Linked DNA regions of Homo sapiens: region 1 is linked to region 2. The links are chromatin loops, found by intact Hi-C in ENCODE. Cell type or tissue: PC-9. All regions are shown on one strand. Links, peaks and the distances in the headings refer to the core of each region. The heading gives the core; the rest is flanking DNA.

Region 1 (5,376 bases), core at 275-5,274, 100 kb after region 2:
CAGAGATTTCTCCCTTGTTCCATGAGCCTTTCCCGAGTGGCCCTGTTTTTTGTGTTTGCTTTCCGCAGCCCTCCCCTCTCTATTAAACCCGCGCTTCTGCTCAGCTCCTTGACCCACGTATTGTCTCATGGGATGAAGTCTCGCCCGATTTTAGGACGGCAAATAAAGCCACTTGAAGTCTTTATCTGTGCTAGTTTGTCCTGTGACAGCTCTGTGTATCTGTATGTGTACATGTGTCTCAGTTTCAATGAATCTGAGTATATATGTGTGTGTGTCTGTATATGTGAGTGTTTGCCTCTATGTCTGTATATATGTGTATATGTGTTTGCCTGTATGTCTGTATATATGTGTGTCTGTGTTTGTGTCATGTCTGTGTGTATGTGTGTGTGCATCTCTGTGTGTGTCTCTGTGTGTGTCTCTGTGTGTGTATATGTGTGTGTGTGTGGACAAGTGTGGAAGGAGAGCCATATCTGAAGAAGGCAAATGGCCTCAGCAGGTCCTAAGGACCAAACACACACAGAAGGGAAGGGGAAGCAGGAACCAGAAGGCAGGACTGAGAGGGGAGGGGACAGAGAAGCATCCTGGGCAGAGTCCCGCCCCTGCCCCTGGCCCTAGGAAGTGCTCCTGCCCTGAGAGAAGGCTCAGCACAGAGGGAGGAAAGACAGCAGAACTGGCAGTCACAGTAGCTCTGATCATCCTGGAGCTAAGCTCCTCTCCACAGAAGAGAAGCAGGCAGCAGAGACCATGAGGCCCCCCTCAGCCCCTCCCCGCAGAGGATGCATCCCCTGGCAGGGGCTCCTGCTCACAGGTGAGGGAGGACTCCCTGGGAGAGGGTGGGAGGAGGAAGCACAGAGACTGGCTGGTGTCTCCTGGGGAGGACGGAGCTTTGAGAGGGGATAGAAGGCTTCTGTTGAAGCCTGAATAGGGGAGAGGACATCAGAGAGGGACAGGAGTCACAGCAGGAAAATTACATTGAACTGGAATTGGAAAGGGGCAGGAAAACCTCAATTGCTCCGTGTTTCTAAGGCAGTAATCAGTGGCCACTAAATATTGAAAAATGATAAGGAAAGCAACCATTTATGTCACCATGGCACTGCAGAAAACAAACCTTCCCAGGGACTCCTGGGAAACCCCCTGCCTGGTCTGAGACCCGCTCTGAGGAAGCAGAGGGTAGGCTTGGGCCCAAGAGAGGCCGACCATGCCACAGGTGGGGGCAAAGGGGTGCTCCGGGGGAACTTACAGCCCAGGCAGGCTTGGGTAGCAGCAACGCAAGGAAGGCCCCCTACGTGCTCTGCACGCCTCTCTGGCATTTGATATCATGAAAAGAAAAGGAGAGGGAGAAAAGGGAGAGAAAAGGAAAAGAACATTCTTGGCATGTGGAGCCATCTATCGCTTTCTTAGTCCGTTTACTCTCTACTTAAAGGAAGCCTCTCCCTGCTACAATCTGGGTAACATCCATAAGAGGCGGGGATGTCCTGGGCAGCAGCAGCCATCTGGGGTCCTGAGTGTTCTCTCCCTTGGCCACCTCCTCCACCTCACTTCAAGGTCCCTGTTCAGAACACATTTCCACAACAGCACAAACGCTGTCCTCACCTGCCTACCTCAGACATTGGCAAATAAACTAATGTTTCTCATGGTTTAACACCATCTTCCTTGGTGCTGTCATTATGATAGTGAGTTCTCATGAGATCCAGTTTTCTGAAAGTGTGTAGGAAAGCATGTGGTAGAAAAGAAAAGCCCATGTTCAGGGGAGGAATTCAAGCAGGCTGCAGAAATTTGCATAAGTAAAGGGAGCGAAGTGCTAATAGCCAAAACAATAAGGAGAAGGCCTTAAAGGCATTTCAGAGACCTTTGCAGCAGCCCTTCCCATCACAGGACCAGAGGCCTAGGAGGACAGAATAAATTTTGGGCCAGGCCCAGGGCTCTGCTGCCCTGTGCAGCCTCAGGACACTGCTCACTGCATCCCAGCTGCTCTAGTCATGGCTCAAAAGGGTCAAGGTACAGCTCGGCCTGTTGCTTCAGAAGGTACATGTCATAAAGCTTGGCAGCTTCCATGTGGTGGTAACCCTGCAGGTGCACAAAGTGCAACAGTTTAGGCTTGGGAGCCTACATTTCAGAGGATATATAGAAAAGCCTGAATGTCCAGGCAGAAGCCTGCTACAAGGGCAGTGCCCTCATGAAGAACCTCTACTAGGGCAGTATAGAAGCAAAATGTGGGGTAAGTGTCTCCACACAGTTTTCACTGGGCCAGGAGCTGGGAGAAGATACCCACCATCCTCAAGACCCTGGAATGGAAGAGCCACTGGCAGCTTGCACACTGCACCTGGAAAAGCCATAGGCACGCAATGCCGGCCCATGAGAGTAGCCATGAGGGTTGAGCCCTGCAAAGCCACAGGAGTAGAGCTTCTCAGGGCCTTGGGAGTCTAACCCTTGCATCAGTGTGCCCTAAATGTGAGATATGGGGTCAAAGGAGATTATTTTGGAGCTTTAGTTTTAAAGACTGTGCTGCTGGGTGTCAGACTTGCATGGGGCCTGTATCTTATTTCTTTTGGCTTATTTCTACCTTTTGGAATTGGAGTATTTACCCAATGCCTAAATCCCCATTGTATCTTGGAAGTAAATAACTTGTTTCTGATTTCACAGGCTCATGGGCAAAAGGGACTTGCCTTGTCTCAGAAGAGACTTGGGACTTTGGACTTTACTGGTAATGCTGGAAAGAGGTAATGGACTGTTGGAAAACCATTGTTACATTTTGAAATGTGAGAAATGTCAGGCCTCTGAGCCCAAGCCAAGCCATCGCATCCCCTGTGACTTGCATGTATATGCCCAGATGGCCTGAAGTAACTGAAGAATCACAAAAGAAGTGAAAAGGCCCTGCCCCGCCTTATCTGATGACATTCCACCATTGTGATTTGTTCTTGCCCCACCTTAACTGAGTGATTAACCCTGTGAATTTCCTTTTCCTGGCTCAGAAGCTCCCCCACTGAGCACCTTGTGACCCCCGCCCCTGCCCACCAGAGAACAACCCCCTTTGACTGTAATTTTCCATTACCTTCCCAAATCCTACAAAACGGCCCCACCCCTATCTCCCTTTGCTGACTCTCTTTTCGGACTCAGCCCACCTGCACCCAGGTGAAATAAACAACCATGTTGCTCACACAAAGCCTGTTTGGTGGTCTCTTCACATGGACGCGCATGAAATTTGGTGCCATGACTCGGATCGGGGGACCTCCCTTGGGAGATCAATCCCCTGTCCTCCTGTTCTTTGCTCCGTGAGAAAGATCCACCTACAACCTCAGGTCCTCAGACCGACCAGCCCAAGGAACATCTCACCAATTTTAAATCAGGTAAGCGGTCTCTTCTTACTCTCTTCTCCAACCTCTCTCACTGTCCCTCAACCACTTTCTCCTTTCCACTCTTCAATCTCTCCCTTCTCTTAATTTCAATTCCTTTCATTTTCTGGGAGAGACAAAGGAGACATGTTTTATCCGTGGACCCAAAACTCCGGCGCCGGTCACAGACTGGGAAGGCAGCTTTCCCTTGGTGTTTAATCATTGCAGGGACGCCTCTCTGATTATTCACCCACGTTTCAAAGGTGTCAGACCACGCAGGGACGCCTGTCTTGGTCCTTCACCCTTAGCGGCAAGTCCCGCTTTTCTGGGGAAGGGGCAAGTACCCCAACCCCTTCTCTCCTTGTCTCTACCCCTTCTCTGCTTTTCTGGGGAAGGGGCAAGTACCCCAACCCTTCTCTCCTTGTCTCTACCCCTTCTCTGCTTTTCCGGGGGTGGGGCAAGTACCCCAACCCCTTCTCTCCTTCTCTCCACCCCTTCTCTGCTTTCCTGGGGCAGGGGCAAGTACCACTCAACCCCTTCTCCTTCACCCTTAGCGGTAAGTCCCGCTTTCCTAGGGGGCAAGAACCCCCCAATCGCTTATTTCCATGCCCCAACCTCTTATCTCTGCGCCCCAATCGCTTATTTCCATGCCCCAACCTCTTATCTCTGTGCCCCAATTGCTTATTTCCGCGCCCCAACCTGTTATCTCTGTGCCCCAATCCCTTACTTCCATGCCCCAACCTCTTATGTCTGCACCCCAATCCCTTATTTCCATGCTCCGACCCTTTCTCTGCTTTTCTGGTGGGCAAGAAACCCCCACCCCTTCTCCATGTCTCTACTCTTTTCTCTGGGCTTGCCTCCTTCACTATGGGCAAGCTTCCACCTTCCATTCCTCCTTCTTCTTCCTTAGCCTGTATTCTTAAGAACTTAAAACCTCTTCAATTCTCACCTGACCTAAAATCTAAGCATCTCATTTTCTTCTGCAATGCCGCTTGACCCCAATACAAACTGGACAGTAGTTCCAAATAGCCAGAAAACGGCACTTTCAATTTTTCCATCCTATAAGATCTAAATAATTCTTGTCGTAAAATGGGCAAATGGTCTGAGGTGCCTGACGTCCAGGCATTCTTTTACACATCAGTCCCTTCCTAGTCTCTGTGCCCAGTGCAACTCGTCCCAAATCTCCCGCCTGTCCCCTCAGTCCCAACCCCAAGCGTCGCTGAGTCTTTCTAATCTTCCTTTTCTACAGACCCATCTGACCTCTCCCCTCCTTGCCAGGCCAAGCTAGGTCCCAATTCTTCCTCAGCCTCCGCTCCTCCACCCTGTAATCTTTTTATTGCCTCCCCTCCTCACACCTGGTCCGGCTTACAGTTTCGTTCCGTGACTAGCCCTTCCCCACCTGCCTAGCAATTTACTCTTAAAAAGGTGGCTGGAGCTAAAGGCATAGTCAAGGTTAATGCTCCTTTTTCTTTATCCCAAATCAGATAGCGTTTAGGCTCTTTTTCATCAAGTATAAAAATCCAGCCCAGTTCATGGCTCGTTTGACAGCAACCCTGAGACGCTTTATAGCCCTAGACCCTAAAAGGTCAAAAGGCCATCTTATTCTCAATATACATTTTATTACCCAATCTGCTCCCGACATTAAATAAAACTCCAGAAATTGGAATCTGGCCCTCAAACCCCACAACAGGACTTAATTAACCTCACCTTCAAGGTGTGCAATAACAGAAAAAAGTTGCAATTCCTTGCCTCCACTGTGAGACAAACCCCAGCCACATCTCCAGCACACAAGAACTTCCAAACGCCTGAACCATAGCAACCAGGCGTTCCTCCAGAACCTCCTCCCCCAGGCGCTTGCTACACGTGCCGGAAATCTGGCCACTGGGCCAAGGAATGCCCGCAGCCTGGGATTCCTCCTAAGCCGCGTCCCATCTGTGTGGGACCCCACTGAAAATCGGACTGTTCAACTCACCTGGCAGCCACTCCCAGAGCCCAAGGAACTCTGGGCCCAAGGCTCTCTGACTGACTCCTTCTTGGCTTACCG
Region 2 (5,376 bases), core at 90-5,089:
CCTTCCTTCCTTCCTTCTTTTTCTTTATCTGTCTCTCTTTCTCTCTTTCTCCCTTCCCTTCCCTTTTTCTTTTTCTTTTCTTTCTTTCATCTTGTTCTGTTGCCCAGGCTGGAGTAGTGCAATCATAGCTCATGGCAGCCTTGAACTCCTGAGCTCAAGTGATCCTCCCTAACCACCCAGCTTTTCTTATTTCATCTATCTTTCCAATTAATTTGAGATCAACCCCAAACATATCATTTCACTGCTACATAATGAGGAGACAAAAACTTTAGTATCTTATAAGAACTCTTAAAAGAAAATGACCATAATATATTATCATATCTAAAAGTTATTAATAACTTGTTAATATAATTAACTATCTGGTCAGTGCCTTAAATTTGACTGGGGTCTCATAAATACTCCTTCTTTTTTTTTTTTTTTTTTTTTTTGAGACAGTGCCTCACTCTGTTATCCAGGCTGGAGTGCAGTGGTGTGATCATGGTTCACTGCAGCCTATTGACCTCCTGGGCTCAAGCAATCCTCTTGCTTCAGCCTTCCAAGTAGCTGGGACTGCAGGTACACCACCATGTCTGGGTTACTTATTTTTTTCTTTTTTTAGAGATGGTCTTCATGTGCTGCCCAGGCTTGTCTCCAACTCCCAGGCTCAAGAGGTGCTCCCTCCTTGGCCTCCCAAAGTGCTGGGATTACAGGTGTGAGCCACCACACCCCGCCATAAAACATTTCTTGCACAGTTGGTTTATTCAACTCATGAGAGAAACAAAGATCTACACATTGCATTTCATGGATCAGTATCTTAATTCTGTCTTAATTTTTGGATTCTCCCTCTTCCTCACTCCCTTCTCTTACAGTACGTTTGCTGAATAAATAGGGTCCTTTTTCTCATAGGGTTTGCAACATCTGGGATTTTGCTGGCTGCATCCCAGTTGAATCATTTATCATCCTTCTCCACTACGTGTTTCTCAAAAGGGAGACCATGATAATTTTTAAAAAATTAGCTTTATTGGCTGGGTGTGGTGGCTCATGCTTGTAATCCCAGCACTTTGGGAGGCCGAGGCGGGTGAATCACCTGAGCTCAGGAGTTCAAGACCAGCCTGGCCAACATGGCGAAACCCCATTTCTACTAAAAATACAAAAATTAGCCGGGTGTGGTGGCAGGCACCTATAATCCCAGCTACTCGGGAGGCTGAGGCAGGAGAGTCAAGTGAACCCAGGAGGCAGAGGTTGCAGTGAGCCAAGATCATGACACTGCACTCCAGCCTGGGTGACGAGAGTGAAACTCTGTCTCAAAAAAAAAAAATAGCTTTATTGAGGTGTAATTGATATGCAAAAGCTGCACATATTTGAGGTATACAGCGATGAGCTTTGATGTATGTATTCACCTGTGAAACCATCACCACAACCAGGGTAATGGTGAGAAATCAGCTCTCTCCTTCATTGTGGTGGGAGTGTAAATTGGTACAACTTTAATGGAGACAAATTTGACATCTCTTCATGTAACCAGCACAAACCCTCTTTGGTTCACCAATCCCACTATCCCACTATTCCACTTCTCACACTTGTGGCAAATGATACGTTTATAAGGGTGTATGTTGCAGCATTGTCTGAAATATAAAATGATTAGAAAAATCTCAGTGTCCAATACCAGGGTATAGTAAAACAGTCATGTAACACTCATGGAATACATGGCCACTGTTCTCAGTGCTCTACAAATAATCATTCATTTAATTTTCACAATAACTGGATGAGGTAGGTGCTATAATTAGGCTTTTTTTTTTTTTTTTTTTTTTTTTTTTGAGATAGAGTCTTGCTCTGTCACCCAGGCTGGAGTGCAATGATGTGATCTCGGCTCACTGCAACCTCCACATCCCAGGTTCAAGTGATTCTCCTGCCTCAGCCTCCTGAGTAGCTGGGATTACGGGTGCGCATCACCATGCCTGGCTAATTTTTGTATTTTTAGTAGAGATGAGGTTTCACCATGTTGGTCATGCTGGTCTCGAACTCCCGACCTCATGATCTGCCCACCTTGGTCTCCCAAAGTGCTGGGATTACAGGCATCAGCCTCTGTGCCCAGCTGGCTCATTTTAAAGATGGGGAAGCTGGGGCACAGAGAGGTTAAGTAGCTTGTCTAAGACCACACAGCCAGCCAAGGCTGCACTCACACCCAGGCAGTCTGTCTAGGGAGCCTGCGGTCTTTTCTGCTGTGTTGCAGTAGTCCAATTATGATTGTGCCATTGATGCAGCAATAATTAGTGGCTGGCTAATTATTTTATTTTTTGTAGAGACGAGGTCTCACTTTGTTGCACAGGCTGGTTTTGAACTCCTGGGTTCAAGCAATTCTCCCACCTTGGCCTCCCAAAGTGCTGGGATTATAGGCGTTGAGTCACTGTGCCTGCCTTTATGAGAATTATCCATGTTGTTGCATGGCATTCATTCTCATTGATGTATATAGCATTCCACTGTGATTTATTTATTCATTCTAACTGTTGAGGGCATTTGGGTTGCTGCCGATCTCTGGCAATTACAAATAGTGCTGCTAGGAACATTCCTGTACAGGTCATTTGGAGAACATATGTATGCATTTCTGTTGGGTATGTAGGCCAGGACCTGAAGGGCAAGGTCATAAGGTATGCATATGTTTATGCTAAATACTGACAGTTTTCCGCAATGGTTGTATATTTGAATCATGAGATTGTATTTCTCTTTCTATTTTTTTGTAGAGACGGGGTCTCACTATGTTGCCCAGACTGGTCTTGAACTCCTGGACTCAAGTGAGTCTCCCACCTCGACCTCCCAAAGTGCTGGGATTACAGGGGTGAGCCACCTGGCCCAGCCAGCAGTGACATTTCTGAATAGGCGAGGTCATGTGCGGCTGGGTTTTCCAGAGGATTTGGCTGTAGAGAGCTGAGGTGGGGAGAGCCCCCTTGTGGCTGGAGAGGGAATGTGAGCACCTGGGGCCCTGTTCTCCCCACCCCAGTGTATTCTCCACCAGGCTGGTCCTGCATTCTGATCCTTTGCGTATCTTGAAAGTACTGATACACTAGTTGTTGATTCTATTCTGTTTTATTTCAAACTTTAAAAATTTAACGTTTAAAATGGAGATAACTTACAGCATAAAACTGAAGTATAAAGCTCAATGAATTTATGTACATATCTTTGTAACCACCACCTAGGTCAGGATATAGAGCATTCCCGTCATATTAGAAGGTTCCTTTGTGCATTCTCCCACCCAATAGCGTGCAGAGGTGACCATTTTCTCATTTCTGTCACCACAAGTTAGGTTTGCCTGTTCCTAATGCTTATATAAAATGCATATACAATTATGTCTAGCTTCTTTCTTTTCTTTTGGTGTCCAGCTTTCTTTCTTTCTTTCTTTCTTTCTTTCTTTCTTTCTTTCTTTCTTTCTTTCTTTCTTTCTTTCTTTCTTTCTTTTTCTTTCTTTCTTTCTTTCTGTCTCTCTCTCTCTTTCTTTCTCTTTCTCTTTCCTTTCTTTTTTTTTTTTTTTTGATGGAGCCTTACTCTGTCGCCCAGGCTGGAATGCAGTGGTGCGATCTTGGCTCACTGCAACCTCCACCTCCTGGGTTCAAGCAATTCTCCTGCCTCAGCCTTCCAAGTAGCTGGGACTACAGGTGCACACCACCATGCCCAGCAATTTTTTTTGTATTTTTAGTAGAAAGGGGGTTTCACCATATTGGTCAGGCTAGTCTAGAACTTCTGACCTCAGGTGATCCATCTGCCTTGGCCTCCCAAAATGCTGGGATTACAGACGTGAGCCACCACACCCGGCTTAGCTTCTTTGCTTTTCTTTTCATTTCTTTTTATTTTTTATTTTTTTGAGACGGAGTTTCACTCTGTCACCCAGGTTGGAGTGCAGTGGCGCGATCTCAGCTCAATGCAACCTCCGCCTCCTGGGTTCAAGTGATTCTCCTGCCTCAGCCTCCCAAGTAACTGGGACTACAGGCATGCACTACCACGCCCGGCAATTTTTTTTTTTACAGAATCTCACTCTGCCGCCAGGCTGGAGTGCAGTAGCGCGATCTCAGCTCACTGCAACCTCTGCCTCCCGGGTTCATGAGATTCTCCTGCCTCACCCTCCCGAGTAGCTGGGACTACAGGCACGCGCTGCCACGCCCAGCTAATTTTTGTATTTTTAGTAGAGGCGGGGCTTCACCATGTTGGCCAGGGTGGTCTTGATCTCCTGACCTCGTTATCCGCCTGCCTCGGCCTCCCAAAGTGCTGGGACTGCAGGTGTGAGCCACTGCGCCCAGCCCTGTCTGGCTAATTTTTGCATTTTTAGTAGAGACGGGTTTCACCATGTTGGCCAGGGTGGTTTTGAACTCCTGACCTCAAGTAATCCACCCACCTTGGCCTCCCAAAGTGCTGAGATTACAGGCGTGAGCCATTGCATCTGGCGGTGTCTAGCTTCTTCTTCTTTTTTTTTTCTTTTGAGACGGAGTTTTGCTCTTGTTGCCCAGGCTGGAGTGCAATGGCGCGACCTTGGCTTACCGCAAACTCCGCCTCCCAGGTTCAAGTGATTCTCCTGCCTCAGCCTCCCAAGTAACTGGGATTACAGGCATGCGCCACCACACCTGGCTAATTTTGTATTTTTAGTAGAGATGGGTTTCTCCATGTTGATCAGGCTGGTCTCGAACTCCCAACCTCACGTGATCCATCCGCCTTGGCCTCCTGAAGTGCTGGGATTATAGGCGTGAGCCACTGCGTCTGGCAGTGTCTAGCTTCTTTCACTCAATATTATGTCATGATATTTGACCATGCTGTTGCATGTTGGTCCATGTGCTGTTATTTTTTAAAATTGCTGTGTGGCATTCCATTTTATGACTATACCACGTTTATTTATTCAAATGTATTGTTGATGGACATTTGGGCTCTTTCTGATTTTCGGCTACTATGAATAGAGTTGCTAGAAGCAGTCGTGTACGTAGACATGCAATCATTTTTCTTGGGTATATTCCCAGATGTGGATTGCTGGGCCATAGGAGATACATATGTTTAGCCTTAGGAGGTACCAGGAAACATTTTTTCCATTTTCATTCCATGGTGTAGTTTTTGTTTTTTTGTTTTGTTTTTTGAGACAGGGTCTCATTCTGTCACCCAGGCTGGAGTGCACTGGTGTGATCTCAACTCACTGCAACTTCTGCCTCCCGAGCTCAAGCAATTCTCATGCGTCAGCCTCCTGAGTATCTGTGATTATGGGTGCCTGCCACCACGCCCAGCTAATTTTTGTATTTTTAGTAGAGATGGGATTTTGCCATGTTGCCTAGACTGGTCTCGAACTCCTGAGCTCAGGTGATCCACCCGCCTTGGCCTCCCAAAGTCCTGAGATTACAGGCGTGAGTCATCATGCCCAGCCAATTCTGG

What was found. Hi-C counts contacts between places; a loop is a spot of excess contacts. Peaks named below come from ENCODE experiments on the same cell type or tissue, not always from the same donor. Only the 100,000 strongest peaks of a DNase experiment are listed, where the experiment ranks them.
Region 1: a loop joins it to region 2, with 5 times the contacts of the local background. A loop is called at or near these places in 4 of 110 quality-filtered maps.

What each region holds. Positions count from the first base shown.
Region 1 is chr19:43,326,776-43,332,151 of GRCh38, reverse strand. LINC03078 (long intergenic non-protein coding RNA 3078) reads left to right here and starts at 644. Exons shown (of 2, transcript NR_186343.1): 1 at 644-808; 2 at 2,644-3,163. In PC-9, for the core only: no CTCF peak of the experiment used is centred there; a DNase peak (open chromatin) is centred at 2,911; H3K4me3 peaks cover 4,886 bases; H3K27ac peaks cover 4,216 bases.
Region 2 is chr19:43,430,599-43,435,974 of GRCh38, reverse strand. No RefSeq gene overlaps it. Among named protein-coding and RNA genes, the nearest start is that of TEX101, 18 kb to the right of the region's middle. In PC-9, for the core only: CTCF peaks have their summits at 2,743 and 2,953 (motif pointing left); a DNase peak (open chromatin) is centred at 2,914.